2 separate regions of the Homo sapiens genome follow, and region 2 is linked to region 1. Evidence: chromatin loops called from intact Hi-C (ENCODE). Cell type or tissue: endothelial cell of umbilical vein. All regions are shown on one strand. Each heading gives the region's core, and the rest is flanking DNA. Links, peaks and the distances in the headings are about the cores only.

The links. Peaks named below come from ENCODE experiments on the same cell type or tissue, not always from the same donor. Only the 100,000 strongest peaks of a DNase experiment are listed, where the experiment ranks them.
Region 2: it touches region 1 in a loop (3.0-fold over the local background); 5 of 110 quality-filtered maps call a loop at or near these places.

Annotation. Positions count from the first base shown.
Region 1 is chr20:25,480,493-25,496,645 of GRCh38, forward strand. NINL (ninein like) reads right to left here. Exons shown (of 24, transcript NM_025176.6): 11 at 10,859-11,033; 12 at 9,383-9,493; 13 at 8,752-8,832; 14 at 1,476-1,608. Among named protein-coding and RNA genes, the nearest start is that of GINS1, 81 kb to the left of the region's middle. In endothelial cell of umbilical vein, for the core only: no CTCF peak of the experiment used is centred there; DNase peaks (open chromatin) are centred at 4,609 and 7,029; H3K27ac peaks cover 1,995 bases.
Region 2 is chr20:25,565,885-25,582,037 of GRCh38, forward strand. All of the region lies in intron 1 of NINL (ninein like), which reads right to left. Among named protein-coding and RNA genes, the nearest start is that of NINL, 12 kb to the right of the region's middle. RefSeq lists a silencer at 13,229-13,523. In endothelial cell of umbilical vein, for the core only: a CTCF peak has its summit at 8,733; DNase peaks (open chromatin) are centred at 5,557, 7,867 and 8,727.

The DNA.
Region 1 (16,153 bases), core at 460-8,459:
GAGCCCCTTTAGTCCCTAAAATATGCTGTGCTATGGTACATTTACTGCACCCTAAATCCTGTTCCCTGAAGATGCCAGGGTCACGGAGGAAATGGAAGGACATAATGGCCTGTGGCACAGCAGATGCCCGGTGGTGCAGAGCTTTAGATGATGTGCCGATGACCACAGCTGTGTGCACGGAGGTTATCTATCTATTTAGATAACCTTTCCTTGGTGGCCCTACATTATTATTTCATCACATAAACGATGCCAAGTTCTGAGAGGCAGTTCTGGCACACTAACCCCTGCTGGAATTAGCGCTCTGAGACTGACGGGCAGGGAGGTGTGACAGCCAGCGGCATCCAGGTGGGACGTCAATGGGGCTACGGACCCACAGGCACCACCCTGGGTGCAGGCAATCCTGGATATGTGCGTTTCTGGGATGGGTGGCCGGTGGGGTCTTGCACCTCCCTGCAGCTTCCTGAGAGTCTGCCAGCTGTTGGGGTGGCGCCTCAGGAGCCTGACTCCAATCCAGGAGCCAGCAGGGGAGGGGGTGCCTTAGGGGTCCCAGGAGGTCAGTCTCACATGCACAAAAGCCCCGACTAGGCTCCCCTATGAGGTTCCCATATTGGCCTATTTTTTTTTATTTCATTGAGTAAACAGTTTCAGGGCAACAGGAGAACTCTGAAGTTCTCCCGGGGTTACAGATGGCAGCAAAATCTTCTCTGAGGGGCTGAGGTTGCCATGACGGGGGAGCGAGGGGAGCAGGTGGGGCTGCTGGGTCCCCATGGGCCCCTGTCACAGCAGTGGACACGGAGCCATGTGCATTGTATGCTGCTATTGAGTGGGCAGAGGCCACCCCATCCTCCAAAGGGAGCACCACAGACCTCAAGGGCGGCTGCAGCACCTGGACCCCCATTCTCTCTGCAGAGGAGCCAGAGACACTTCGATGTGGGTTCCGGGGACCCTGGGTCCTTGGAGCTTGTCCTAATCCCATTGGCTGCGAGCACAGGGGCAGTTGGCCAGGTGGGGCCGCTCCCTTAGTGCTTGGTGCCTCCCTGCCTCAGTCAGACTTGGGGGGTGGTGCCAGCTACCACATCACCCAGAAGCAGCAAGGGTAAGCCCCGACAGCCTCTGTCTGAACAGGCCTGAGTACTGGGAGGCCCCAATGCATTCTCCGGGATTTAGCTCTTCTCAGTCTCAGCAAGTACCGTGTCACTGAAACAGCTCTGAGATGTGGGAACAGCCTGGGCCAGCCCTGGGGCTGCCCACCTTCAGCGTCCCTTCCTCCTCCCTCTGCAGGTGACCTTCCGTGTTGCAAGGTCACCCTGTGGCATCCCTGGATCCTCCTTGGAAAGTCCCTGCAGAGCAGACCACCTCCCTTCAGGTCACAGCAACATCATCATCTTCATCATCTCCACTCTCTTTTCCTGGCTCTGGGCCTTGTTGTCAACAGCAGGCCTTGGGTCAGCCCCCTCCCAGGGACGGGCTCCTACCTGCTGGGCCGAGTCCAGGGAGCTGCCGTCTGCGCCCATCCGGGCTCCATGAGGGGCTGTGCCGGTTCTTGGGCAGCCGCGCCCACAGGCCTTCCAGCTCAGCTTGCAGCTCATCGTTGCGGTCCTGCAGGTCCTGTGGGGACAGAGCCAGCCACCTCCTCTAGCAGCTGCAGCCATTCAGCCCAGCGAGCTGGCCGAGCTGGCCTCCAGGGGGGTCCCTTGCAGGTGAGGTGCACTGTGAGGTGAGGGCCTGTTGCTTCCCAGCTTCCAGCAGGAAACCATCTGGATTTTAAGTCGCTAACATCATGGTGAGATAAGCCAAAACAAAGGTCCTTTCTTGACTTTCTCACTTTTAAAAACTTTTATTTTTACTGTATTTTATTTATTTAGAGACAGAATCTTGCTCTCTTGCCCAGGCTGGAGTGCACTGGTGCAATCTCAGCTCACTTCAGCCTCCTTCTCCCAGGTTCAAGTGATTCTCCTGCCTCTGCCTCCCAAGTAGCTGGGATTACAGGTGTGCGCCACTACGCCTGGTTAATTAATTTATTTATTTTTCTATTTTTAGTAGAGATGGGGTTTCACCATGTTGGCCAGGCTGGTCTCGAACTCCTGGCCTCAAGTGATATACCCATCTCAGCCTCCCAAAGTGCTGGGGTTACAGGCGTGAGCCACCATGCCTGGCCCTTACATCACTTTCTATCACTGTTATATGGGAGGGGCTCAAAGAAAAAAGTGAGGCAGCTCCTGGGGAGAAATGTAGAAAATGCAGAGTATGGCCGGGCATGGTGGCTCACGCCTGTAATCCCAACATTCTGGGAGGCCCAGATGAGCAGATCACCTGAGGTCAGGAGTTTGAGACCAGCCTGGTCAACATGGTGAAACTCCATCTCTACTAAAAATACAAAAATTAGCCGGGCATGGTGGCATGCGCCTGTAATCTCAGCTACTTGGGAGGCTGAGGCAGGAGAGTCGCTTGAACCCAGGAGGCAGAGATTGCAGTGAGCCAAGATCATGCCATTCATTGCACTCCAGCCTGAGCAAAAAGAGCAAACTCCATCTCAAGAAAAAAATAAATAAAGAAAAGAGGCCAGGTGTGGTGGCTCATGCCTGTAATCCCAGCACTTTGGGAGGCTGAGGTGGGCAGATCACGAGGTCAAGAGATCGAGACCATCCTGGCCAACATGGCGAAACCCCGGTCTCTACTAAAAATACAAAAACTAGCCAGGCGTGGTGGTGGGCACCTGTAATCCCAGCTACTCAGGAGGCTGAGGCAGGAGAATCGCTTGAACCCAGGAGGCAGAGGTTGCAGTGAGCCGAGATTGTGCCACTCCACTCCAGCCTGGTGACAGAACAAGACTCTGTCTCAACAAAAAAAAAAAAAGAAAAGAAAAGAAAAGAAAATGCAGAATACTGTCACCACCAGAAACTACAGTCTTTGTTGGAACTGCAGTGGTGCTGCAATGTGCATGTCAGGCAGTGCCCTGGGTAAGGATAGGATTCCTTCCTCAGCGGCCACTGAATTTGCAAAGGGTTCTGCAGCTTTAACTACCAAAGAGGAAACCATTTGCTTCAGATCATATGCTGCAAAGCAGAGAACATGTCAGAAAGAAAGGATGATGTTGGTAAGGAGACACTGGAGCAGGTGGAGGCCGCGTGGGCGGCGGGAAGGCTAGGACACCATGGCAGGGTGGGTGGAAGCTTCAGGGGAGGCATCTGCATTTGTGGCCAGCTTAATTGTGCTCCCACTTTAATGAACTACGTCCTAACCAGTATGCTCAGTCACTTGCTCTTTAAAGGGACAGGAAGGGCAGAGTTTCTAGCCCACTTTCTTAGACACCTCCCAGGGTCCTGCAGACCTTCAGGAAGCAGACATAAACCAGGCTGTGCATGCTTCCCCATTCACACGTGGCTGGGGCCTCGGTCCCCAGCCCTGCAGCCTGAGTGGGACTTGTGACTGCTTCGACCTAGGAGACAGCAGAAGTGATGCCACGGGACTTCCAGGAACACGACATCCACCCACTTCTGCTGGGACATTTGCTCTGGGGCAGCTGCCGCCACCATGCTGTGATGAAGCCCAAAGTAGCCCTGCAGAGGCCACGTGGAGAGGCCCAGATGGAGAAGGGAGGCCCCAGCCCACACGGCACATCATGCAATATACCCAGGTAACAAACCTGCACAGGTACCCCCAAATCTAAAATAAAAGTTGAAAGAAAAAAAGTTTTTAAAAACACCAATATCCTTGTTACAAAATACAAAGAAACCCCAAAAGTGAGTTTGCAGAGATCAGGTGACATACAGTGGGGAGGGCTCAGGGTGATCCTTCTGGAATCTGGAGACCGACCAGAAAGATGCCCTCAGTCAAGACACAGCGACCCCTAGGAGCGAGCAGCATGCCAGGCACCCAGATCCTGTCTCTAAAACCATTCCCTCAGGAAAGGAACCAAGACTCCTTGGAGAAATGGCAGATTGTGGGCAGGTGCTGGGGCATCTCATTATGCCAGCAAGTGTGGAAACATTTGACAAAACAAGGCAGCAGCCAACACTGCGGGGCATGCCGCGGCACAGCAAGCAGCCGAGGACTCTCACTTGCCAAATCTTGCACAATTTGGGCACGAAAATAATTAAAAACCATAGGGAGGAAATGGGAATTCATGAGTCCATACCAGTGATTGGTACATGTATGGCTAGATCTGGACGGACAGGATTTCTCTAGCTTGAGTAGAATGCCAATGGCATGGACAGATGTGGAGGGGCTGCTAAGCAGGAAAATCATTTTGCAACCATCATAGTAAAGACTGAATCAGGCAAGAATCACCAGTGATGCTAAATCCAGGGAAGATTCTGATGAAGGCAGTATATTTGCATGGTCTTAAAGTGTCTTTCCACTGACTGTGTAATATTAATAGTTGCAGGGGAGAAAAAATGGTGATTACCGAGCAGAGAAACCAGGCGACACCTCGGTTGGGAGATCAGAAGCAACACCAGCGAGCGGGGCACAACATCACCCATGTGCTGTGCCAGCTGAGGATGCACAGCCTCAGTGCTGTGAACAGGAAACATCAGAAACACACAAAACGGGAACGTTGCTATGAAAAAGCGAGGAGGACAACATTCCTCAAAAATATCAATGTCATAAAGACAAAGAAAGGAAATGAGTCAGAATAAAGGATATTAAAGAAACAATCTGGCCCTGGGTAGATGCACTGAGGGAAGCAGAACTCGGCCAGCAGGTAACATGTTGCTTCGATGGCAGTTCATCAAGCATGCCTCAGTCATGAGAAAATATTCTCATTCAGTCAGGTGCTGGGAAACTTACTCTCCAGGAAATAAAAGCCCTCGCTTGTGGCTTTTACAAATTTCTGTGGTTTAAAGCCTGTATCAATTTGAAGCCTATCAAAGGCTTAATAAGCAATCTGCAAATCCTTGAACTCTGCATGATCACCTGCAGGAGCAGGAAGCTGCACAGCACTGCCAGCAGAACGGGAGGAAGTGTTTCTTAGGAAGTGCACACAAGCACTGGGCCGTGAAGGGTCAGGATGTGCATATATGACCCTCGGATGCTAAATCATGTTGTTTAGCATCTTTATGGGTACTTATACACCTTTTTCTTATTAGGTTATGTATTCATATTTGGAGAGAGTTTTTATATATTCTGGATCCAAGTCTTTTATCAGATAAATACATAATCACAAACATTTACTCCCATTTGTGTCTTTTGATCAGTGGGTCTTAATTTTTATTAAATCAAATGTTATTATTGTAAAAATCTATTATGAACTAGGCTTTAGAAGGTATAGTAAATAAAACTTGGATGTCATGAAGATCACAGAATTTTCTCCTTTTCTCAGTGGATTCTACAGTGTTCTGTCCAGGGCCAGGTGCTGCCTTCAGTTGTCCTGTTCCTTTAACATCCTTGACTCTGAAACATTCCCACAGTCTTTCTTTGTCTTTTATGACATTGATAATTTTGAAGAACACTGTTGTTCCTGCCCATTTTTCATAGAAATGGTCTCATGTTGTGGTTTGCTGATGTTTCCTTTGGATTGAGGCTGTGGTTCAGAAATAACAATGTCTACACGTTCACATCCACACCAACACAGCCAGTGAGCAGGTATGCTAAGGCAGAGGCAACAGGGTGAAATGTGAACAGTTGCATGTGGGTAAAGGGTACACAGACACGTGCTCTGTGCACTAGTTTTGTTTGTAACTATGAAAGTTTGAAATTGTTTTCATATAAAAAGTTTTTAAATATTCTAAATGTTAGCTTGAAACAGACAAAAAAATCCAAAAAAAGGAAAGGGGAAATATCTGAATAAATAGGTTAGCATTTAAATATAAAATATCTCTGCTGTTTCAAAAAATAAAATTGAAAGAACCCCAGATGAAAAGAATAGCATGTCTTTAAGTAACAGAATCATGTTAAAGAAAGAAGGGTTTTAAATTTGAAAAATCCAGGGCACTAAAGGAATCTATTAATGGAAGGTTATCTCTAGGTTCTGAGTCTGCTCCAGCAGCTACCAGAGGAGGAAGCCAGCAGCCCACATGCAGCTGCAGTCCTAGCAGCACACCATCTGGACCCCATCCGCATGGCAGGCCCCACCCACCCCACACACACCAGTCGAGGCAGAAGGAAGGCGACACCGCTCATCACACATAGGATTTCAAAAGGAGAATGAGACGTGCAGGGAACAACGGCAGGGTGCCCAGATGGAGGCAAACCACAGACAGGAAGGGGTAATCACAGCCACTGAGAACACAAGCTTGGGCTCACCTCGATCCTCTGGGGTTGCAAAGCAACGTGCGGCAGGGACAAAGTCAGGGTCACTTTACATGGGAGGGAAATCATTCAGAGTGAATCGAGAATAGACCCTTAAAATCGAACAACAATGCTTTATCTGGTTCTCTGGCTATAGGGCAGCCCATGAATTACCAGCTTAACAGACACATATTTTCCCTATAATACCTGCTCAAATTTCAAATCCTGTGAAATTACTTCACATCGATTGCTCACTTAACAATGACCATCACAGTATCCCCAGAAACAATCACAGATTTTCAGCACAGGGTGATGTGGCCTTAAGATTCACACACGGAAAGAATGAGCTGTAACTAAAACCAGTTGTGCTGTGGCATCACCACCCAAGGTAACTAAAGATTATCCACCGGGTAAAATTAAGTCAGTTTCAGATCATCACCCGTTCATATAGCTATAAACTATGGTTGCCCAACTTGAAAATTTTTATTAAAATTATTATTAAAGCTAACTTGCAGGAGAAATGAATGAGTGAACAGTAAGCAAGCTCTACTGATATCTTTAGGTTTTTTTCTCATTTTTGCTGGGTGGGGGGATTATACAGGGTCTTAAATGGCTGTTATTTGTGGATGCATATGACTTATCTGTTCACCTGGCAATGCTGCCTGGAAAGAATTCCATGCCTAAAATCATCCACTTCCATGTTATTTTCAAGCCTATACAGGGTTCTGTTAGAATAACAGTCATAACATGCCCAGCCGTTCCTGATGCTGACAGCTTGGCTGGGTTCAGTGTCTATTGTTACAACTTGTTTGGACCTAACCCTCTGTATGCCAGGATGTAAGAGGGGCAGGTGGGTCAAGGACTGGGGTTTTTGATGGTGAAAAAAATGTTTCTGTACAAGTTTTACATAAATTAACTTTTGGTAAATTAAAACCTAACCAGGAGCTGCCTATGAAAGAACCATGTGGTGAACGACCTTAGAGATAAAGTAACTTTTCTGTATTGTTAATAATCGACCCAACTCAACTCTAGTTTGTTTTCTTCTACACAGAATTTTCTTCCGCACAGAATTTCTTCTGCGGGCCAGAGCAGGGTGGGGTGAGACCATGGGGAGCTGGCTGGGCCAGCCATCAGCTCGTCTGCAAGGCGGCCTTCAAGGCACTGGAACCAGGCTTTCCTCACAGAACCACTCTTGCAGATCTAGAGAAACACCCGAGCTTTAAAACATTCCACGGTCTCTGCGTGCTCAGGTGAGCAGGGAGGGGAAGAAATGGAGGCTTTGCAATGCCCCAGAACCTGGCAGCTTGCATTTAAAATGTGCCAAGGAGGGTGGTGGTCCAACCGCAGGCTCTGAACCTGAACAATCAATCACTCTGTGTCATACAGCACCAGAAACACAGGCTGTGAGGGTGGGCATCCAGGCCTCCCAGCAGCCCACATGTGGCCCAGCGGGGCAGGTGAATGTGTGGCACGCCGAGGTGTGAAGTGACTTCCTTGCGCTCATTCTCTTTTTTTGGGGAGGGATGGAGTCTCGCTCTGTGGCCCAGGCTGGAGTACAGTGGTGCGATCTCGGCTCACTGCAACCTCCGCCGCTTGGGTTCAAGTGATTCTCCTGCCTCAGCTTCCTGAGTAGCTGGGACTACAGGCGTGCAGCACCACACCCAGCTGATTTTTGTATTTTTAGTAGAGATGGGGTTTCACCATCTTGGCCAGGCTGGTCTTGAACTCCTGACCGCATGATCCACCCGCCTCGGCCTCCCAAAGTGCTGGGATTACAGGTGTGAGCCACCGCACCCGGCCTCCTTCACTCATTCTCTTTCGGGGCACGTGGCAGTTCCAGATGCTCTGTGTCATGTGATATCATGATGGACTGACGCAGCAGCAGGTTTGAGCATCCCGTCCTCTGTTTGGCCAGCCAGTGAGGAGGCTGGCGAGAATGCAACACCACGGCACATTCCTGGCTAGTTTTTATTTCTTTTGGAAAACAGCTATGTTCCCCAAAATAGGCTATTTATGTTAACCTGTTATTACATTATTATTCTTAAATAAATTAATAAATTTAAAAAATTTCCACTTTAATTTTTACCATGGTAAATATTAAATTTAATCCATATAACCTACATCAACAAAAGCTCTTTGGGGTCCTTGAGAACATTAAGCGTGTACGGGGGTCCTCCTGGGTTTAAGTTTCATTCACTGCGTCCACTGCGCCCTGCACTCCTATGTCTCCAACTGACAGACGGACACGCATGGCAGGTTTGGCCCAGGAAAGCTAAACATGAACAACAGAAGACAACAATGCCCTGCATGGTCCCTGGACACACAGAGGCGGCCTTCAGGATAGGTGGCAACGAGAGCCAGGGAACCCTAAGTCTAGGAGTGTGGCAAGGCCATGGTCAAGCATGGCCGCAAGCAGAGGCTCTCCCTGGAGCAGACACTCCTGCGTTACTGTGGACCACCTGCGTGTGGAGACCCAGAGCCTGGACATGAGACTAAAAGGCAGACAGAGCAGGCACGTACCCGGCACTTGAGCTCGTATTCCTTCAGGACTGCTGCGAACCGCTCCTCCTGGGCCAGGAGCTCTGCACTCTGTGGCTCCAGCTGAAAGGCAGACACAAAGGAAGTCACGGGTGGGCCTCGGGCCAGAGGGGGACCTGCTTCTCCAGCCCCTGGGCTCCAAGAACCTGCCCAGCTTCTGCCAACACCAGGCGCTGCATCTCCAGGTATAGCCGCCATCCCCCCTCCTTCTCCTTACTCCCCCGTCTAGAAGGTCACAAGACAGAAGGATTTTCCAGACTTAGATCTAAGGTGGCCACACTCATCCCTGGAGCCCAGACCCTGACCCTGGGCAGCCCCTCTCCCCATCCTCCTCCCTAGGTGACACCCAGGGAAGGCCCTGCCCTCCCTCCACGCCCCCCACCACTGAGGGCTGTCACTAGTGAGCAGTTGTGCTGTGTGGGCAGACGGCCCCCCACATTGTCATGCAGAGGAAGCAGAGGGAAGGCCTCATGCTGACTTTCTCTTCATTCTAAATTTTAGGAGAATACCGCATTCTGTGACCTGCCGCATCTCTCCCTGGCCACCCCCGCCACCCCCACTCTGCCCAGCAGGCCCTCCCCTCTGGAGGCAGACTGTCAGCAAAGGGACTCGCCTTGTCCTTCAGCACAAACTCCAGGTCCTTCTGCAGCTTCAGGGCCAGCCTCTCCGAATCCGAAAGCTTTTCCACCACTTCCACAATCTCCTTCTGTAGGCGACTGTTTTCCTAGGAGACACAGGCCAGTGGCTCATCAGGCTCCTGCAGGACGGAGGGGATGTGTGCAGGATGGAGGTGAGAGGCTTGCTTCTCATAGGACTGGGCATCAGGAAAGAACCCCCACCCACCGCAGGCGAGGCACCTGGTGCTGTGCAGGCGGCTGTGCCGGGGATGTCCCCCACCCTCCCAGGACAGACGCCAGAGCCCACCCAGACTGTGGCTACCCCATCGTCTTCACTTCTCTTGTCCCCTCCCTTACCCTGTGCTCAGAAAGGCCATGAGTCATACGAGAAAGGGTGGAGAGCCGGGCACGGTGGCTCACGCCTGTAATCCCAGCACTTTGGGAGGCCGAGGCGGGCGGATCACAAGGTCAGGAGATCAAGACCATCCTGGCTAACATGGTGAAACCCCATCTCTACTAAAAATACAAAAAATTAGCCAGGCGTGGTGGCGGGAGCCTGTAGTTCCAGCTACTCAGGAGGCTGAGGCAGGAGAATGGTGGGAACCTGGGAGGCGGGGCTTGCAGTGAGTGGAGATCATGCCACTGCACTCTAGCCTGGGCGACAGAGCGAGACTCCATCTCAAGGAAAAAAAAAAAAAAAAAAAGAAAGGGTGGGGAATACAAAAGCATTGCAAAAGTATTATAGAAAAGGCATCCTTCCAGAGCCATTCCTGAACCAGGGATCAGATATCGTACCAGGACAGCTCAGACAGCCATTGCCAGGGGAGGAGGCAGCATCTGTAGACGGTGGGGGACTGCAGTGAGAAGGGTGGAGAGCAAGGCTGTTGGGGGGCTCAGGCTGCCCAGCCTCTCCTCCCGGGAGGTGGGGCAGGTGTGGGGAGTTAGGAGAGGAGGACACAGGCAGGAGCAGAGCAGGGACCAGCACAGCAAGGGCCAGCACCTCTGTCCCGCTGCGATGCCTCACTGGAGTCAGTATCAGGGGACAGTTGTGAGACACTCACCAAAGCCCATCAAACCCCATCAGCTCCAGGCCACAAAGCCAGCCTCGGGCAGGCTGGGCTTTAGGTTCTGGTCTCTTTGCTGCCCCCATGGGTGTTCCTGGTTTCTGGGGTTGAAGCAGTGCTGGCTGCGGGTGCTGGCCCTCCCTGACCTCAGGTCCACCTGGCCCAGAGCAGAAAGTGGGAGTGGTGGGGAAGGAGGGGCAATGTCCTGCTGGCAAGCCAGGACCCCTTCTGCTCTGCAGCAAGTGGGACACCTCCTCACTGCAGCAGGTGCTCCCTCGGGCCCTGCCCTGAAACATAAGCTTGAGGGCACTGGCAGGTGTGGATCTGGATCCTCAACCAGGATGACGTGGGTGTGGGGAATGCTCAGGCACCCCCCCAGCTTCCTGGATGCCCTGGGGATGCCCCTACCTTCAGGGCCAGGGTCAGCTTCTCGCGGAGGCCAGCCTCCTCAGCCTGCAGGCGCCCCACGTCCCACTCCAGCGCGGCCCTCTGCCTGTGGGCCTGCTCCCAGAACAGCTCTCGCTCCGCCTCCACCTCAGACCGCAGGAGGCTCAGCCTTTCCCGGTACCCCTGCTCCAGATGCCTGTAACATGTCACACATCACACGTCAGACATGTCATGTCAGGGCTGCCCAGGCCCACGCCACCCCCTTCCTAGCCTCCTCCCTCTTAGAAACGCCCCTGTCCTCAGCACGTGCAGGGCCGCCCTGCCTTGGCTGAGCTGCCCATGCTGGGAGGCAAATCTGAGGGTGGGTGCTCCTCCCTCACAGGCTGCTGGAGGTGACCCCAGACAAGGGGATCTGGTGGGTCACATGGCAAATGCCACCAGCTGCCCCCTCACAGCGAGGAGCACAGCTCCCTGGGGTGAGTCCCAAGGTGGCCCCTCCACCCGGTGTGCATGGCAGGTAACAGCCCTTTGATAAAGACTTTCGATACCAAATGCACATGAAAATCACCTCCCTCCCAAGGAGGGAGGCAGCATGAAACCCATGGACAGTGAATTCCCAAAGCAATCTGAGGAAGAGGTGGGGGATATTTTTTTCTCAGCTGCTACATTCATCTTTTACAATAACTGTTTCCATTAGCAGGAAAAACAGTGTTCAACGCTCAGTCTCATCTCTTTCTGAAACAGCAGCTTCACTGGAATTCTCAAACCACGTCTACCCAGACTGAAGACCAGCGAGGCTCCTACTTCTGCAGAAGCCTGGTGACGCCCATAACCAAGTCCGAGACACCTAAGCCCCAGAGCCCGGGCTTTTAATCTTGGCTTAGAACTTTAAAGAAACAACACTCAAAAGGGAAGAGTATGAAGGAAGTACAATAATCTGACTAATTTAATACTCCATAAATCTTTTGGGGTAGTGTTAAAGCTACATATTTCCTATCAGCCTACTCTTTAAAAACTTTTGAAATATACAAAAATAGGGAAATGGTTAAATAAATTATGGCAGATCCACACAAAGACCCAGGTGAGATGCTCTGTGGCCATCAGAAAAGCATATGCAACATGGTGTCATTTTTTTTTTTGGAGACAGAGTCTTGCTCTGTCGCCCAGGCTGGAGTGCAGTGGCGGGATCTCAGCTCACTGCAAACTCTGCCTCCCAGGTTCACACCATTCTCCTGCCTCAGCCTCCCGAGTAGCTGGGACTACAGGCACCCACCACCATGCCCGGCTAATTTTTTGTATTTTTTAGTAGAGACGGGGTTTCACCATGTTAGCCAGGATGGTCTCAATCTCCTGACCTCGTGATCTGCCTCCCAAAGTGCTGGGATTACAGGTGTGAGCCACCACACCCGGCCACAACATGGTATCATTTTTTTAAGAATTATGTGCATAGAAAAAAAAGGTGAAAGATATATAGGCAATGTAAAGAGTGATACCCCCGGGAAAGTGAGATTTCTGGTTTTATTTTTCCTTTAATTGTACTTTCTAAAATGTGTGCAATAAACATGTATCACTCATTACATTTATAATAAGGAAAACCTAATGCAATAATAAAAGCTACTTACAGAAACCTACTCATAACTCCCATTGCTCATGGGACAAAACCCAAGCTCTCAGGGCCACGTGGGTTCTGAGGCTGCAGCTTAGCACCTCGAATGCATCCCTCCACCAGGTTCCAGGACAGAGTGTTTCCAATCCTCTAACCCTGGGAAAGACAATTCACACAAGTCTTTCCAAATGGCTGGGAGAGAATCAAGGTATACACGTGTGGACAGAAGCAAATCAGTTCTCAGTTACTCAAACTGAGTATGAGTCAACTTACTTCCAGCTTTGAACACAAGTGTCTCACAAGGAGCACTCTTGTCTAGGGGCCCTGCTAACCCCAAGGCTGGGATGAGGCTGTGCTCGGGAGAACGAAGTCGCTGGAGGTCAGAACCCAGCCCCTCAGGTCCTGAGAGGCAGCACCAAGATCCCTGTGGCACCAACAGGGATAGGTGGATCCCGATACTCAGGATGAAAGTGAGAGGTGGACGAACCGAGCTTACAACAGAGCCGTCAGGAGAAAGGAGGGGGCGTCCAGGGAGAGGAAATGAGTTCCTGGAGCTCCCCGTGGGTCTCCCTGACATACTTTCAGCTCCTAAATGTTAGCAATTGTCTCCTCTGGAGATCCAAGCTGGCCTCATGTGCGCTCCGGAAGGCAGGGAGCTATGAGAACGTCTTAAGCAACAAAGTCAAGGTCACCTCCCCCAGGGGCCGGGGGGCATCTTTTGGTCCCTCCTCTAGGAATTCCCCAGCCAGGTGGGAATGATAACGCTACAAGGCTGGCCCAGAATAGTTCAGCTGACGGAGACCACAGAGACCCTCCCTGCCCACAGGAGCAGGGATACCGCTTCCTAACAAAATGCCTTCCAGGCTCAGGGCAGGGAACTCGGGCCTTGAGGCCTGGCCCAGCACCTCCATGTGGAGGGCAAGGGCCCCAGCCACTGCCTGCACCTGTCCCTGTACCTGGCTTTTCGCCTCACCAGACACCTCCTCATGTTTGGTTAAAGGAGACTTGACTTTTAGCTTCCCTGAAAATGACCACAGTCCCACAGGGGCTTCCCACCACCACCACAGCCACAGGAGCCAGTGGCACCAAGAACGTACACTCCAGGGGGCCCACAGGCCGCACAGGCCCCATGCATGTACACAGCACCCCCCACTGCACCCCATGGGTCCCATGCACACAGTACCCCCACTACACCCCACAGGCCCCACACACACTCACAGCACCCACATAGCACCACACAGGCCCCACGCACACTCAGCAACCCCACTCAGCACCCCCAATGCACCCCACAGGCCCCATACATGCACACAGCACTTTCCACTGCACCCCTCTAGTCCCGGAACACTCACAGCACCCCCACTGCACCCTACAGGCCCCAAGCATGCTCAAAGCACTGACATGGCACCACATGAGTCCCACATACACTCACAGCACCCACATGGCACCCCATGGGCCCCATGTACACGTACTGCACCACCGCTGTACCCCACATACCTGAGGTCCCATGAACGCTCACAGCACCCTCATTGCATCCCACATGCCCTTGCACTCCACAGGCCCCATGCACTCACACTAACTCCCCACACCATGTAGAGGCACATGTAGATCTGGACCTGCTGTGTACAGCCGTCCCCAGCCAGCCCTGGAAGGAAAGGGCACTTGGGAGGTGCAGGCGAACAGAGGCGGGGTGAGGCCCCGCCCTGTCCCAGCCACCCCCTATGGACTGAACCATGTGGAGGTGGCGGCTGCAGGAGGTGCAGCGGGGACCCCCTTCTGCCCAGCACAGATCCGTGGAAACCCTGAGGACATGGGTTATGGAGATGGGGGGCGCCCACTGGCCTTAGAGCTGGCCCCGGACTGTGCCTGGCTCTGGAAGGCCTGAAGGAGAGTGGCTGGGCTCTGCCCTCATGCTTCTCCCACCTGAGGCTCTTGCTCCCCAGAAAGCTGACCAGTGGCCTTCGGCTGACCCAGAAACAGTGTAAGGCCAGGAGAAGGGAGACCTGGGTGTCAGCTTCACACACGCACGCTCACTGCTGCGGGACTGGGCCAGTTACTGAGCTGCTCCAGGACTCAGTTTGTTTGGCTGAACAATGGGGATAAATGGCCTATTTGGTCCCAGTGGCTGTTACGTGAGGCGACCCCTGGTGCACACAGGAGACACACCACAGCTGTCTTCACCAACCAAACTCACTTCTCCAGAGGCCACGGACCCATCAGTAGCCCCTCAACCCCTGGAGCCCCAGGTTCACGACAAAGATGCTCAGGGCTTCTTTGGTAAAGGAGCAGCAGCTTCAGGCTTCAGCCCGCAGTGCAGCTGGCACAATTCCAACATGCGATGTGGCCAGCAGCCAGGCTCCCATCTGCAGGCTCACCCTGGGGACTCCGCAGCACCCCAAGCAAACCGCCCGCATCCCTGGAGGGTGCCACACCACGTGGCTCCATCGCGCATAGCTCTTCTTTGCTAGCCACGCTCAGCTGAGCCACCACCACCAGGACCATGGCAGCGAGTGCTGTGTCTGTGTTGTGCAATGCAGAGGGTGGGCCGACCTGCAGACCAAGAACCCAAGGGCGTGGGGACAACAGGGCCAGGACTGCAGCCTCGGGCAGACCTCCCGAGCCAGCAGAGGACCCACTGACAAGGGAGAATGGCAGGGAGGCCAGCCATGTCTTGCTGCCCCTGCCCAAGAGCTGTGACTCAGAGCCAGGAAAGCCTGTCCTGAGCTACCCCGGAGGACCCTCCAGGCATGCGCAAACTTCAGGTGAAAAACAGCAGCTCAGCCCAGGCAGACATGTGCCCCACCAATGACGTAGAGAAGCCCCTCTCCCTGCCTGAGCCTGGGACACCCTCTTGGGCGGAATTTCCTCAGATGTTCTGTTTGTGAACCAGTGCGGTGGTTGTATCCTTAAACAAAACAAATCGGAAATCTAAGGCCAGGCGTGGTGGCTCACACCTGTATTCCCAGCACTTTGGGAGGCTGATGGGGGTGGATTACTTGAAGTCAGGAGTTGGTCATCCTGGCCAAAATGGTGACACCCCATCTCTACTAAAAATACAAAAATTAGCTGGGTGTGGTGGCAGGCGCCTGTTTAATCCCTGCTACTTGGGAGGCTGATGCAGGAGAATTGCTTGAACCTGGGAGGCGGAGGTTGCAGTGAGCCAAGATGGCACCACTGCACTCCAGCCTGGGATACAGAGGGAGACTCCATCTCAAAAACAAAAACAAAAATAAAAACAAATCAGAAATCCTTTTCTCTGGTCTATCCAGCCACTGTTCCACACAACTGTCCCCGCATCGGGGTCACTACAGCTGTGATACCTGGAGTTGGGTTCCTTCTCTGGGCTCCTTCTACCTGCTGGGCCAAAAGGAAACCATTGCCAGTCCTTGCAACATAGCCACCTGCCTCTTGCATCACAGGCACGCAGCTAGGGGCCGAAAGGCTTGGCTTATGTGAGAAGAGCCCAGCAAAGCGAGGGCAGGAGGCAGGACCTCCTCGGCCCATGGGGACGTAGCCAGGGCCAGGCACTGCACCAACCCCAGGAAGAGCAGGGCTCTGCTGCTTTCTCAAGGCTGTGCCCCCTGGATTCCCCCTGACTCAGGTGAAATAGGGGGGTCTCCACTGAGCCACACCCGCAGCTCTGGCCCCTGGCAGCCCTGTGTCCACTACCTGCCCTCAAAGGGGCTGGGGAGGCCCAGGTAAGAATCCACCAC
Region 2 (16,153 bases), core at 4,375-12,374, 89 kb after region 1:
ACTCCAGACTCCCAGCATTTGGACTCCAGGACTTACACTGGCGACCCCCGCAGGCTCTCTGAGCTTTGGCTTCAAATTGAGAGTTACATCATTGGTTTCCCTGGCTCTGAGGCCTTCAGACCTGGCCTCAGCCATGCTATTAGCATCCTAGGACCTCCAGTTGGCAGCCAGCCGGGCACTGGACTTTTCGGCCTCCACAGTCACATGAGTCAGTTCTCCTAACACATCCCCTCTCACATACCTATTATCCATAAATACACAGACAGATACCCTGTTGGTCTCTCTGGAGAACCCTCATACACCACTTAAGGAGTATCTAGAAAAATCCAAAAATAGTTGGGAAACAAAAATGGACACGGGAGGAATATGAAGCCTCTGCCATCTACAGCTACAATAAACATTAAACCCAGACTAACTGCCAGGCAGAGAAACACAAAACCTCACACTAAAGATCCATTTACTTAAGTTCCTATAGCCCAATCAATACATCATGTCCAGCTTTCAACAAACGATTATAAGATAAATTAAAGTCAAGAAAAAAAAAAAGTCTGAATACACAAAGCAAGCATCAGAACCCACCTCAGATCTGACAAAGATTTTGCAATGATCAGACTGAGACTTTCAGATAACTATGATTAACATGTGAGGGGCTGTAATGGGAAAAAGTGGACAACATACAAAAAGATGAGTAAGGTTCATAAAAATATGCAAACTCTAAGAAAGAATCAGAAGAAAATGCTAGAGATCAAAAACATTGTAACAGACCCGGCATGGTAACTCATGCCTGTAATCCCAGTGCTTTGGGAGGCCAAGGCAGGAGGCTTGCTGGAGCCCAGGAGTTTGAGGCTGCAGTGAGCTATTATTACACCACTGCACTCCAACCTAGGTGACACAGCAAGACCCATCTCTAAAACAAACAAACAACAACAACAACAACAACAAAAATGAAAACAAAGCAACACCATTGTAACAGAAATGAAGAATGCTGGCTGGGTGCAGTGGCTCACACCTGTAATCCTACCACTTCGGGAGGTTGAGGCAAGAGGGTCACTAGAGGCCAGGAGTTTGAGACCAGCCTGGGCAACACAGTGAGACAAAAAAAAATCTAAAAATTAGCCAGGCATGGTGGTGCATACCTATAGTCCCAGGAGTTTGAGGCTGCAGTGAACTATGATCTCACCACTACACTCCAACCTGGGCAGCAGAGTGAGACCCTGTCTCAAAAAAAAAATTTTCTTTTAAAACAATACCTTTGATGGGCTCATCAGTAGACTGCTCATGGTAGAGGAAAGAATCAACGAGCTTGAAAATATTTCAATAGAAACTTCACAAACTGAAAAGCAAAGAGAACAAAGAATAGGGGTGGTAGAGTGGAGGAAGAACAGAATCTTCAACAGCTATGAGACAATTATCAAAGGTGTAACACATGCATAATGGGAACATTAGAAGTAGAAAGAGAGGAAGAAATGTTTGAAGTAATAATGGCTGAGAATTTCCCCATACCACAGACTCAGGAAGCTCAGAGAGCACCACACAGGATAATACCAAAAAATCGAGGCCGAGGCCTATCATATTCAAATTGGAGAAAACCAAAAGAAAGACCTAGACCTATCATATTCAAATTGGAGAAAACCAAAAGAAAGACCTAGACCTATCATATTCAAACTGCAGGAACCCAAAACAAAGAGAAACCTGAAAGAAGCCAGAAGAAAAAAAACCCTTAGGAGCAAAGTTAAGTATTACATCAGACTTCTCATATACCATGAAGCCAAGAAAAAGATATTCTATATTTTGGGCCATAAAACATATATCAATACATTTAAAAGAATAGAAATAATACAAAATATGCTATCAGACCATAATAAAATTAAATTAGAATTCAGTAATAGAAAGATGCAACCGAAAATCTCCATGCACTTGAAAATTAAACAACACATCATTTCTCAATAATCCACTGGTCAAAGAGGACATTGCAAGAAAAAAATTAAATATATTAAACTGAATGAAATGAAATGCAACATACAAAAATCTGTGGGATACAGCTAAAGCAGTTCTCAGAGGAAAATTTATTATTAAATGCTTATAATAGAAAAGAAGGGCTTGAATCAATAATTTCAGCTTCCAGCTCAAGTAACTAGAAAAAAAGAGCAAAATAAACTGAAGCAAGCAGAAGAATGAAAATAACAAAGAGGGGAAATCAATAAAACTGAACGCAGAAAAGTAATAGAAAAAAAATCAGTAAAACCCAAAGCTGATTTTTGAAGTTCAATAAAATTGATAAACCTCTAGCAAAACTAACGAAGGGAAAAAAAGAGAAAGAATTTACAAATTTTCATTTGTCAGATCTCAAAAAAAAAAAGACAAACTGCCATTATTGGCAATAAAAGAGAGAATTGTATCTTTACAGATTCTGCAGGCATAATAGGATAATAAACTCCTATTATTTAGGAGTACTAAATAATAGGATACTATAAACTCCACACACATAAATTCAACAGTTTAGATTAAAAGGACCAATTTCTTTCTTACTTTTTTTTTTTAAAGACAGACTCTCACTCTGTCACCTAGTCGGGAAGAGTAGTGGCCTGATCATGGCTCATAGCAGCCTCAACCTCCTCCGCTCAAGCAATCCTCCTACCTCAGCCTCCTGAGTAGCTGTGACTACAGGCACGTGCCACCATGCCTGGCTTATTTTTTAAATTTTTTTGTAGAGACAGTGTCTCACTATGTTTCCCAGACTGGTCTCAAACTCCTGTGCTCGAGTGATCCTGCCACCTCAGCCTTCCAAAGTTCTGGGATTACAGGAGTAAGCCACCACACCCTGCCACCAATTTCTTAAAAACCACAATCAGAACTTTTCCAAGATGAAAGAGATGATCTGAATAGCAGCCCTGAAATTGAAGAAAGAAATTGAATTTGGAATTGAGTGTGGTGGCTCATCCCTATAATCCCAGTGCTTTGGGAGGCTGAGGCAGGAGGATCACTTGAGGCCAGGAGTTTGAGACCAGCCTGGGCAACACATTGAGACCCCTCCCTGTCTCTACAAAATATTTTTTTTTTTCCTGCTGGGTGTGGTGGCTCACACCTGTAATCCCAGCACTTTGGAAGGCCCAGGTGGGTAGATCACTTGAGGTCAGGAGTTTCTGAGACCAGCCTGGCCAACATGGTAAAACCCCGTTTCTACCAAAAAAATATTAGCCGGGCATGGTGATGCATGCCTGTAATCCCAGTTACTAGCAGGACTGAGACAGGAGAATCACTTGAACCCAGGAGGTGGAGGTTGCAGTGAGCCAGGATAGCGCCACTACACTCCAGCCTGGGTGACAGAGCGAGACTCTGTCTCAAAAAAAAAAAAAAAAATTAAATTAGAAATAAATTATATAAATTAAATTAGTAATAGAAAGATACAACAGGAAAATCTACAAACACTTGAAAACCAAACAGCAAGTTTGAATAACTTATCCTGCTGCAGGTGCATACATGCCAAGGAGTTTATACGTGTTTTTATTAAACAAGATAATTTACATTTACCTGGGAGCGTCTGTGATAATGCTTCCCAAGGGAGCGCCACAGTGCTGGGTTGGAGCAGCAGTAGGGTGGGATGCTGGTGCAGAAGCCACTGCATGCCTGCAGCTCTTCCACAGCAGCCAGCGGCCCATGTCTCAGAGCCTGGAGGGCAAGACAGCGATGAATGGAAGTGGGCAGGTCACCTCCTCCTGGGAGGCCCTGCAGGAGGCAGGAGAGATGTGGGTGCAGATATGTTCTGAGCGACACCTGAGAGGCCGACGACTGGTAACCCAGATTCCCTCAGAGGCAGAAGGCATGGCCTGGTGTGGAGCAAGCACGGAGGCGGAGGAAGCAGCCACAGGAAGAGCAGTCCTTCCTGAATGCAGCAGGGCCACAACTGAGCCCCACTACCCTTGTCACTATGGAAATGTCACGACTGTCAAGGAACCACCCAGAGCTTTCTCAGGAGCCTCGCTGGCACATCTGATTCTCTGTCAAAGCTAGGTACTGCAGCCGGGCGTGGTGGCTCACACTTGTAATCCCAGCACTTTGGGAGGCCAAGGTAGGAGGATCACTCAGAAGATGGAGGCCAGCCTGGCCAACATGGCAAAACCCTGTCTCCACTAAAAAAAAAAAAAAATTTTAGCTGGGCATGGTGGGCACCTGTAGTCCCAGCTACTTGGGAGGCTGAGGCAGGAGAATCGTTTTAACACAGGAGGCAGAGGGTGCAGTGAGCTGAGATTGGGCCATTGCACTCCAGCCTGGGCGACAGAGCAAAACTCTGTCTCAAAACAAAACAAAAGCTAGAAATTGCAGAGAAGAATTCATATAGACACCAATATGGTTTGGATCTGTGTCCTTGCCCAAACCTCATGTTCAACTATAATACTCAATGCCGGAGGTGGGGCCTGGTGGGAGGCAACTGGATTGTGGGGGCGGTTTCTCATGGGTAAGCACCATCCCCTTGGTGCTGTTGTCAGGATAGTGAGTTCTCATGAGATTTGGTTGTTTAAAGGCATGTGGCACCTCCTCGCTTGCTCTCTCATGCTCCTGCTCCCACTGTGTGAGCCACCTCACTCCCCACTCGCCTTCCGCCATGATTGGAAGCTCCCTGAGGCCTCCCCAGCAGCAGAAGCCGCTATGCTTCCTATACAGTTTGCAGAACCCTGAGCCAATTAAACCTCTCTTCTTTATAAATTACCCAGTCTAAGGTATTTCTTTATAGCAGTGCGAGAACGAACTAATACAGATACTTTTTTTTTTTTAGCTTTTCCAAAATGTCAGAGATCCTGGGCAAGTAGACTTTTTTTTTTTTTTTTTTTTTTTTGAGAAGGAGTTGCTCACTCTGTCACACAGGCTGGAGTGCAGTGGCGCAATCTCAGCTCACTGCAACCTCCACCTCCCAGGCTCATGCGATTCTCCTGCCTCAGCCTCTCGAGTAGCTGGGACTGCAGGCACACGCCACCATGCCTGGCTAATTTTTGTATTTTTTGTAAAGACGGGGTTTCACCATGTTGGCCAGGCTGGTCTCAAACTCCTGGCCTCAAGTGATCCATCCATCTCAGCCTTCCAAAGTGCTGGGCGTGAACCACCGCGCCCAGCCAAATCCTGGGCAAGTAGATGTTATTATTCTGAAAAAAACTGATGACTGCTCTATAAGTAGGTGTTGTCACCATGAAAGCTCCCCTTTCTCACTCATTAATAAGTAAGCCCCGATGGCTGGCTGGGTGAGGATGCCACAGCTTGCTACGACTATGATGTCTTTACTCCTGTAAGAACCACGTCAAAATATCCAGAAAAAGGAAGGCTGATCACGTAAGGGGATAATCTTGCCTTTCATTATAATAAGCAGGTTTCATAGCCACAGTACTGCTCATCATTAAGGAAACACAAATTAAAACAACTTAAGAAAGGGTTTCCCTCCCTGTCTCACCAGGGGCAAGGTGTCTGGCACGCCAGGGTCAAGGAGTGGGCCTGTGTGAGCCTGGCCAGCCCAGACCCTCCAGCACTCCTCGAAGGAGCCTGCTGGGAGGTTGTGATAAGAGAACTCAGTGCACACCTGCCCCAGCAGCAGCCTGAGTACACAGTGACAGGGCTGCAGGGAGGAAGGAAGGTGGAGACATTTTAGTCCAGAGAGAAGGAAAACAGGAAGACTTGGAAACTCTTCATGGAATGCTATTTAAAAGTTGCTTTAGGCTGGACACAGTGGCTCACACCTGGAATCCCAGTACTTTGGGAGGCTGAGGCAGGTGGATCACTTGAAGTCAGGAATTTCAGACCAGTGTGGCCAGCATGGTGAAACTCTGTCTCTACTAAAAATACAAAATTAGCTGGGCATAGTGGCACACGCCTGTAATCCCAGTTACTCAGGAGGCTGAGGCAGGAGAATTGCTTGAATCCTGGGAGGCAAAGGTTGCAGTGAACCAAGATCACACCACTGCACTCCAGCCTGGTCAAGAGAGTGAGACTCTGTCTGAAAAAAAAAAAAAAAAAAAAAAAAAAGGTTGCTTTAGCTCAGCAAAAAATCAAAATCCTAACAAAAGGGAAACACATCACGGTATATATTTTCAACAGCACTGAAGCTAACAGGCCATGTACTGTGTCAACATGCAGACACCTGTCTATAAAAACACTAACCAAGAGAACTCAGCAGAAGCCTAGCACACACAGCTTTCAACTCTGCAGAACGCATGTGCAGACACAGGAGGACATGAGGACAGACCCTGCAGGGTCACCACAGCATCTTAGTAATACAGTCTGTTCCTTTAAGTTGCCTAAGTTTATACTTTTTTGAAGTGTTTGCACATTTTGCCATTCTGAGTAGTTTTTTTTTTTTAATGAGACAATTGTTGCAATTTATTTTTGTTTCAGTCAAGTGACCTTAAAGGTTGAGGGGAAAAAAAACGGCCCCAGGAGATTTTCTTAACACTCCCTCCCTGGGAGTGCAGTGCTGGGGCCCACTCTCTGAGCTGTCAGAGCCACTGGAGAGGTGTCTCTACCACTGACCCCTCACTACGGTGCTTGCTTTTGTAATTATCTTTTGGTGATATAAAACTTGTATTTCTTGAGTGCTCATCATGTACTGGACACATTCCTAGGCACTTTGGAATTTATCCTTCTGAAGAAGGCACTATTATTACCCATTTTACAGGTGAGGAAATTGAGCCACAGAAGAGGCTAAGCAATTTGCCCAAGGTCACAGATCTGCTAAGTGAACTCACAGTGAGTGATAACGCCAGAGTTGGAACACAAACCTTTACATACTGCCCCATACCTACTAACAGCACACAAGCATATAAGGTAGTTTTGATAGTTTTCTAAAAGTTTTTCCATGAAATAAGTACAGGAATTTGATATCCAAAATACACGGAAAATGTCTCTTCCAGCTCTAAATCAACCTGAAAAGCCCTAGTGTCATGTAAGAATCTGTATTAGTAAACTGAATTATAAGGAAAGAATATTAACTTGCTTCCTCCCCAGAACAAAAAAGCAATACTTCAACCAAACATTCCACGTCCCGGTCCATTCTATCCATCTGTTATAAAACTGAGACACTTTCTCTTCCCCAGAACCTGGGTGTAACCTTTCTAGTTTCATGTTGACTATAAAGAAATAAAAGAATAGGCCAGGCGTGGTGGCTCACACCTGTAATCTCAGCACTTTGGGAGGCCGAGGCGGGCGGATCACCTGAGGTCTGAAGTTCCAGACCAGCCTGGCCAACATGGTGAAACCCTGTCTCTACTAAAAATACAAAAATTAGCTGGGCATGGTGGCACATGCCTGTAGTGCCAGCTACTCGGGAGGCTGAGGCAGGAGAATTGCTTGAACCTGGGAGGCGGAGGCTGCAGTGAGCCGAGATCACACCACTGCACTCCAGCCTGGGCGCCAAGAGCAAAACTCCATCTCAAAAAAAAAAAAAAATTAAAGAATAAAATAACATAGCCTATAAAATCTATGCTGAAAAATCCTAAGAACAGTCTACCCCTTTTCTCATGATTATTCCAACTTTCATATCTGAAATTCCAGCCATGCGATTAGGAGCCTAGAGGCATAACACACAACACTGATGCTCTTCTACGCTCTCTACACGTATCCTAAAGTGCACAGACTCTGACAGAGGCCTGAACATTTGGGGTTTCTATTTCTAAAGAATGAGCCTGCTGTGAAGGTCAGTGTCAACACCAACAATTCAAAGGCCCTAAAAGAGGATTCAGAATTGCCTGTCAACCTAAATGTAGATAAAACACAGCAATCTGAGGAGCCCATTGATGGGAAAATTACCATATTTTGCTATTGCAACTACTTGAAGTCCATGCCAAACAAAATAAACTAAAATAAAATGTTACAATCCTGGGCTGATGCAGTTTCCCCTGAGTCAACTAAAAAGACTTTGCATGGAACCATTTCTAAGTCTGACACACATAGAGTTCAAGGTCTGAGGAGACCTGAAAAGTTTCCAACATGGCGGTGACTAGGGACCCTGGAGCAGACAAGAGCCTGGAGCATCAGGCCATAGCCTGTTCCATACAGCACACCTGTTCCTGGTGGTCAGGAATGAATTCCCTGCAAGCATCCAGTGTAAAAATCACCCAGAAACAGGAACCAATAAGGGAAAGAAACCTGGGAAGGAGTGTGGGGAGTCAGGAAGCAGAGAAACCAGCCACACCCCTGCCCTTCACTGACGTCTGCGCTCAGAGCTGTTTGCCTAAAGTGTATCTGTTATTTGAATGATTCTAGTATAAATGACTGTTTCAAAAGTCCCCTATTTTAAATCACAGAATTTTAGAGCTTTATGGCACCTTAAATTCCCTTGTCCATTATCTCAACTGACTCAGGAAAACTATTCTCACTTGACAATGGAGAAAATGAAGCACAGACATCTGGATCCCAAAGTCATTTCAAGAAACAAAGCTAGTGTCTGTGCCATGGCATGGCTGGGCAAGGGCCTTGTGCCCACCACCGTCTTTTTTTTTTTTCTAGGAGAATGCTTTATTAGGCATAAAAATGCCATTGAAATGCTTTAAAATGCAACAGGAGGAGATGTGAAGACCCAAAGAACAAGTACACAGTGACACATGGCTATCAGAACACACGAAGTAAAGAATCCACACCGCTTCCACCCTTTACCCAGAAAGGGAAGGATCCAGGCCACCTCCTCCTCATGCATGCCCCACTTTACAGGAAGTGTCCACATCTCCCCTCCTAGACAGGTCCTGGAGCTCCTCCTGTTGGACCTTCTGGGGCCATCGGTGGCTAAATATCAGGTTTCTGTTCCTTGAGGGAGGAAACAGAGGAAGCACAGATTGGCATGGTAGATAGAGGTGCAGACAGAAATCCAGTCTGGAATATGTTGAGTTTAATGTAGCTACATGGTATGGGGGTGGAATCCTTGAGTGTAGATGTGGGCATGAGGGGCTGAAAAAATGTCACATGCAAAGCTCCTAGGAGTCTTCTTTTTTCCCACCTCCTCACATAACAGAGCCAGAGAAAAATACAGTATTTCATCAAATTTGAGATGCCACTAATTCTAAGACAAATGATGACGAAAAACTGCTGTCAAAATGTGACCCAGTGCTAAGATGGCATCAGTTTTTAAATGTACCCCCAAGTCAAAAATACTATCAAGCAAAGAAAAAAAAAGGTTTATCTTAGAATAGATGAAATATAGTAAACTTTTTATTGGTTGGAGGTCTTTAGATGGCAGTGAATATAGGACTAGCTTTTTAACTTGTTATTCTGAAAAACTTTCAAATGTATAGAAAATTTAAAAGAATAGGCCAGGTGCGGTGGCTCACACCTGTAATCCCAGCACTTTGGGAGGCCGAGGCGGGCGGATCATGAGGTCAGGAGATCGAGACCATCCTGGCTAACATGGTGAAACCCCGTCTCTACTAAAAATACAAAAATTAGCTGGGCGTGGTGGCAGGCGCCTGTAGTCCCAGCTACTCCAGAGGTTGAGGCAGGAGAATGGCATGAACCCAGAAGGCGGAGCTTGCAGTGAGCCGAGATTGCGCCACTACACTCCAGCCTGGGCAACAGAGCGAGACTCCGTCTCAAAAAAAAAAAAAAAAAAAGAATAGGCCAGGTGTGGTGGCTTGCGCCTGTAATCCCAGCACTTTGGGAGGGCAAGGTGGATGGATCATGAGGTCAGGAATTCGAGACCAGCTCGGCCAACATGGTGAAACCCCGTCTCTACTAAAAAGTAAAAAATTAGCTGGGCATGGTGGCGTGGGCCTGTAATCCCAGTTACTCAGGAGGCTGAGGCAGGAGAATTGTTGGAACCCAGGAGGCAAAGGTTGCAGTGAGCCGAGATCGCGCCATCCAGCCTGGGCGACAGAGCAAGTACTCAGTCTCAAAAAAAACACAAAACAACAAAAAAAAAAACTTGTAAGAATAGTACAAAAAATTCTCCAATACTCCCTCACTCGGCTGGCTTCACCACCTGTTTCCACTTTTCCCCTTTACCACAACCATTTTGTCATTTTCTCTCCCTCACTTCCTCCCTCCCTCCATATCATCTATCTACCCCTGCTCCTCTCCTTCTCCATTTGAAATCGGGTATCAGACTTTGTGCCCCTGTATCCCTAAATAGTTCAAAATGTATTCACTAAGCTCAAGGAGACAGTCACAGTACAACAAACTAGGGAAATTTGACATTTATACAATCCACCATTCAGATCAAATTCTGTCCATGGTGCCAACAATGTCCTTTACAGCTATCTTTTTCACCCCAGTCCAGTTTCCAATTCAGAGACAAGCACTGTACACGGTTTTCCTGTCCCTTTAAACCAGACCATTTTCTCAGTCTCTGTTTCTGAACTTTGAAGTCTTTGGAGTAGACACAGGCAGGGCGTTATGTAGAATGTCCCAGAGTCTGTCTGGTGTCTGCACAATTAGATTCAAGGGTGGCAGGAACACCTGGGTCAGGTGTGTCCTTGGCACATCTCATGGGGGGCACAGATGTCTCATAACTGGTGACAGTAACTGCAATCGCTTGGTTAGCATGGTGACTGCAGCAGGGTAGTCACCTTTATGTGAGTTTGAATTATGAGAAGTTTATTCATTTTTATTTTATTTTACTTTTTTGAGACAAGATCTTGCTCTGTTACCCAGGCTGGAGTGCGGTGGTGCATCCCCACTCACTGTAGCCTCCACTTCCCGTGCTCAAGTGATCCTCCTACCTCAGCTTCTCAAGTAGCTTGAACCACAGGCACATGCCACTGTGCCTAGCTAATTTTTCATTTTTTTTTGGTAGAGATGGGGTTTCAGTACATTGCCCAGGTTGGTCTCGAACTCCTGAACTCAAGAGATCCTCTCACCTCAGCCTCCCAAAGTTCTGGGATTACATGCATGTGCCACCGTGCCAGCCTGAGAATTTTAAGTGGTGAAAGTCTACAATGATAAGAGTCTTACTTTATGTGCACAGTTGGAAATAATAAAAATTCAGTAAGAATTTAAAATGTATCAAGAATTGCTTCGCTTTAAAGCTGTGCAACAGTGTACACTATCAAGTACAGTTTAAAACTTTTGCCACAGAGCAAGGCCTGGCTGGTCTTGAACTATGCAGGCTGTGGACTGTGTCCACTTCAGACCTGCCCCTGCAAACATCCTGCTTGACACAGTTTCCTGAGGAACCGTACCAGAAATCAGTACAGGCCATTAATGTAGATTGTGGGGTTCCGAAATTGGGCATCCACGTTTCTGTCCCTACCCAGAGTTGGGGAAAATCTCAGCCTGTCACTTACCTTCATTTGGGGCCTTGGAGAGCAGTGACAACGTTGCCTGAAGCAGGGAGCTAACTGGCCGGGCTGCAGCCCGCCCTCTGGAGTCCCTGCTGGTCATCCCAGGACCGTGGGTACTCAGTTTTACTCACTGGTCCACATGGAGACACGCGTCCCCAAGTCTGTTCAAGGCCCTGCCGCCTCTCCTGTGTTGGAGACCTGGCACGCTACCCACTTCTGCCTGCCTGGTTTTGTCCTCCTCCCGAGCATGGCTGGAAGTCCCAAGGCCACGTGGCCGGACAGTCCAGCACATCCCTCCTCAGGTCACTTGAGTACAGGACAGGCAGAGGCCTTCCAGATACAAGGAGCTCTCCCTGGGGTTGGGACAACCTACTCAAAATCTGCACCGAGCAGACTCTCCCTGTTGATTTTTAAATAATTAATAGCTGTTTACTACATTCCTATGCCCTTGAAACGAAAACTCCAAGTTAGTGAATATTGCACTATATTGACTGATGCTGGTTCTCATGTTTAGGGTCTGACACCACCCATGACTCTAAGGGGAACCTGGAGGTCCTCTTTGTGAATAGAGCTCCTGTGAGGTCCATCCTGGCGGGGGAGCCCACCACCCCTCTTTGTGTGGGGCCAGCAGAAGCTCGGGGCTTACTACTGTCCTAGTCCCAGGAACAGACTCATTTTTCTGAAATATTTTCTTTTCTTTTCTTTTTTTTTTTTTTGAGATGGAGTTTCACTCTCGTTGCCCAGGCTGGAATGCAATGGCGCGATCTCGGCTCACTGCAATCTCCACCTCGCAGGTTCAAGAGATTCTCCTGCCTCAGCCTATGGAGTAGCTGGGATTACAGGCATGTACCACCACACCTGGCTAATTTTGTATTTTTAGTAGAGATGGGGTTTTTCCACGTTGGTCAGGCTGGTCTTGAACTCTCAACCTCAGGTGATCTGCCTGCCTCGGCCTCCCAAAGTGCTGGGATTACAGGCGTGATTTTTTTTTTTTTTAGACGGAATCTCACTCTGGCGCCCATGGAGTGCAGTAGCGCAATCTTGGCTCACTGCAACCTCCGCCTCCCAGGATCAAGCGATTCTTCCATGTCAGCCTCTGGCGTAGCTGGGATTACAGGTGTGCCCCACCACACCTGGCTAATTTTTCTATTTTTGGTAGAGACGGGGATTCACCATGTTGGTCAGGCTGGTCTCAAATTCCTGACCTCAAGTGATCTGCCCGCCTCAATCTCCCAAAGTGCTGCGATTACAGGTATAAGCCACCTCGCCCGGCCCTGAAATGTTATTTCCATGGGCGCACACACGCACACAAAGCCACAAAAAGCAAAGCACAATTCATTAAGTCCTTAATACTCTTGCTTAAAAATGGAATTTGATTAGCTGGGCGCAGTGGTTCATACCTGTAATCCCAGCACTTTGGGAGGCTGAGGCAGGTGGATCATGAGGTCAGGAGACCGAGACCATCCTGGCTAACACGGTGAAACCCCGTCTCTACTAAAAATAGAAAAAATTAGCCGGGCATGGTGGCGGGCGCATGTAGTCCCAGCTACTCAGGAGGCTGAGGCAGGAGAATGGCGTGAACCTGGGAGGTGGAGCTTGCAGTGAGCGGAGATCGCCCACTACCACTCTAGCCTGGGTGACAGAGCGAGACTCCATCTCCAAAAAAAAAAAAAAAAAAAGGAATTTGATCAAGCAGTAAAGCTCAAGCAAAATTAAATTAAATTAAATTAAATGGAGTCATGCACATGCCTGTAGTCCCAGCTACTTGGGAGGCTGAGGTGGGAGAATGCTTGAACCCAGGAGTTCAAGTCAAGCCAGGCAACACAGTGAAACCCTGTCTCTAAAACATAAATAAATAAAATAAAAATGGGACTTTGAGCTAACAGTCCTCATACTGCTTCTCAACCAGCATGTGTAGACAGGATCACATAAGTCACAGCTTTTCTCTAGCACTGAAAATACCTCATCTTCTTGTTAAGGTAAAGAAATGATATAGTCCCTCGGAGGCAGTAAGGGATGTTGGAAACCCCACTGTGTTGGGAGGCACAGCAGGGGACATGGAATTTGCAGAGCCTCTCCAGACCGGAGCACCCCTGACCTCCATGTGACCCTGAGTATGTTATTATCCTCTCTGACCCTCGCACTCTCTGTGTGTGAGATGGGGGCAACAGTACACCCCGGCTCAGCCTCCTGCTATGAGTACTCCGTGAAAGAATTTAACAAAAACACTGAGAACAGTGCCTGGCACCTACTGAATGCTCATTCAAAATTTAAAAACAAAACACCAGGAGACCTGAGCTCCATTTCTGGCAGCCACAACCAGTGCACAAGTCATGCACGGGGACTGGGCACAGGTGACACGCTACCTTATGGTGAGGCTCACACAGCCCCCACGGACCAGGCACCCAAAAGCCTGTCCTTCCTGTCCCCACACCCCCACGCCACCCTGCCTCTGGAGACAGCCGGGGGAGGCCTCCTGGTGACTGGTTCAAATGGCCCAGGACTCCACTACCCTGGCTGGGGGCACCAGCTGTCACTCCTCATTCTTCAGAGAGGCACAGAAGCCACAGAAGCCAAGCTCCCTCTCTCCATGGATGTGAGAGGCTGTGTGCAGAAGAGAAGCCACCTGCGTCCCTCAGGGCCACTTCAACAATGGAGCAGCCCATCCTGAGGTCTTCGGTGAACTCCCTGTTTATTTAAGCCAGACTGAGTTGGGTTTTCCAACACTAGTGGCTAAAATATCCTAACTGATATACTCTACAAATGTAAAATTCTTTACCAGAGGCTTAAAAACTGAGAGATTTTGAAGAGTGATTGCCCCTCAGGTCTCTGACCACTCTTAGAAACTCCAACAAACCAAAATTGTTACTTTACTCAACAAAGCAGATCCAAAAATAAGGTTATAAGAAGATGTGTGGGCTGGGCATGGTGGCTCAAGCCTGTAATCCCAGCACTTTGGGAGGCCGAGGCGGGTGGATCACCTGAGGTCAGGAGTTCGAGACCAGCGTAGACAACGTGGTGAAACCCCGTCTCTACTAAAAAATACAAAAATTAGTTGGGCGTGGAGGTGGACACCTATAATCCCAGCTACTCAGGAGGCTAAGACAGGAGAATTGCTTGAACCCAGCAGGCAGAGGTTGCCGTGAGCCAAGATTGCGCCATGGCACTCCAGCCTGGGCAACAGAGTGAGACTCCACCTAAAAAAAAAAAAAAAATGTAATGATTGCCCCTTATGAGATACAAAGTAACAATCAATGCACAAAAATTGGTATATCCTAGAGGTTCTCAAACTTGATTGCTTCAGAGGTACCTAGAGAGCTCTCCTGTTTCAGAAACTAACAAATGACTTCGACTCCAGGGAGACTATACAGCAGTCTTGAGGGAAACGGGTCACCTCGCTTGGAGGATGATGGAAGGCTCCATTATCTTTCTGAAGTCCAAGGAAAGACAATCGGGTTCAGAAAGGGAAGTACAACCAGGCAGCGCCAGATGCATGCTTGAACCTAGGTCAAAAAAGGATGAAAATACAAGCCATGCTCTAAAAGACTCCTCTGTCCCAGAAAATTGTCTGTCCATTCACAAACAACAATAATCAGAATCCAGGAGGCTCAAAGTTGCCCCAAGGTGGGAGAAGGAAAGCCTGCCTCCAAATAGCTCCAGGTAGAGTATGACCCAAACTTTTGGCCTCAGCTTGTGAGTAACCAAATGTCTTGGCCTTGGGCCTGAATTCCTAATCTGCACTTGAAGCCAAGGACTAAGCTAAACTCAAACCTAGATTCCAGTTACAGCCACCGCGGCTTAACTACTTACACAATAACCAAGGAATGGAACAGCAAAGTGGCCACAGCGCTGGAAATGCCTTCCAGGGCAGAGGACGCTATTACCTGCAGCTAGGAAGCCATGCCAGTTCAGGTGTGAGGCCAAGACACTGCTCCTGTTTTTGCTTCCTGCTTCCAAATCTGTCTTGTGCCAGGAAAGAGGAAAGCTATCTAGTAGCTACCTGCTCATGGCAAGATCCAAAAGTAGGCTGGGTGCAGTGGCTCACGCCCGCAATCCCATCATCGCTTTGGGAAGCCAAGGCAGGTGGATCATTTGAGGTCAGGAGTTTGAGACCAGCCTGGCCAACATGGCGAAACTCTGTCTCTACTAAAAATACAAAAATTAGCTGAGCGTGGTCAGGCACATATAATCCCAGCTACTCAGGAAGCTGAGACAAGAGAATCGCTTGAACCCGGGAGGCAGAGATTGCAGTGAGCCAAGATTGTGCCACTGCACTCCAACCTGGGTGACAGAGCGAGACTCCTTCTCAGTTTAAAAAAAAAAAAAATCCAAAGGTAAATGTCCACCATAGAAAGAATGTGCTCACAGAGCCCCGCTCACATGCTCTAAGTCTCAAATGCCACATGTGCCATCTTCTAAAAAACTTAAAAAGAGTCATTAGTGGTTTAAATGATGACAGATTGAATTGATCTGTATTGGCAAATAAAAGTGGGATATGTGTGTTTATGTAAAGTTCAGGTGCAATAAAAATTAGCGGATAACTCTTTTTTGTAGAATGAGAAAATAGCAAGCCTTCTCCAAGGAACTTGAACTCACTGTAAAAGGGGAAGCTACAGACACTGTTGGAACTTTGCCATTCTTGTTATTCTATTTTCCATCACCAAATGTTCAAAGGATACCCAAACATTAAAAGACTTACAACATGCTCTTAGCAAATGACCATATCAATTCACCCACCTTAGAGCAGTCCTATAAATCACAACATATGGGATAAGTATGAGTTAGCGAAAAAGTTTCCATTGAAGTTAATATAAACTGCTCAATTAAATTTTGCTCAAGTCCGGCCAGGCGTGGTGGCTCACGCCTGTAATCCCAGCACCTTGGGAGGCCGAGCGGGGTGGATC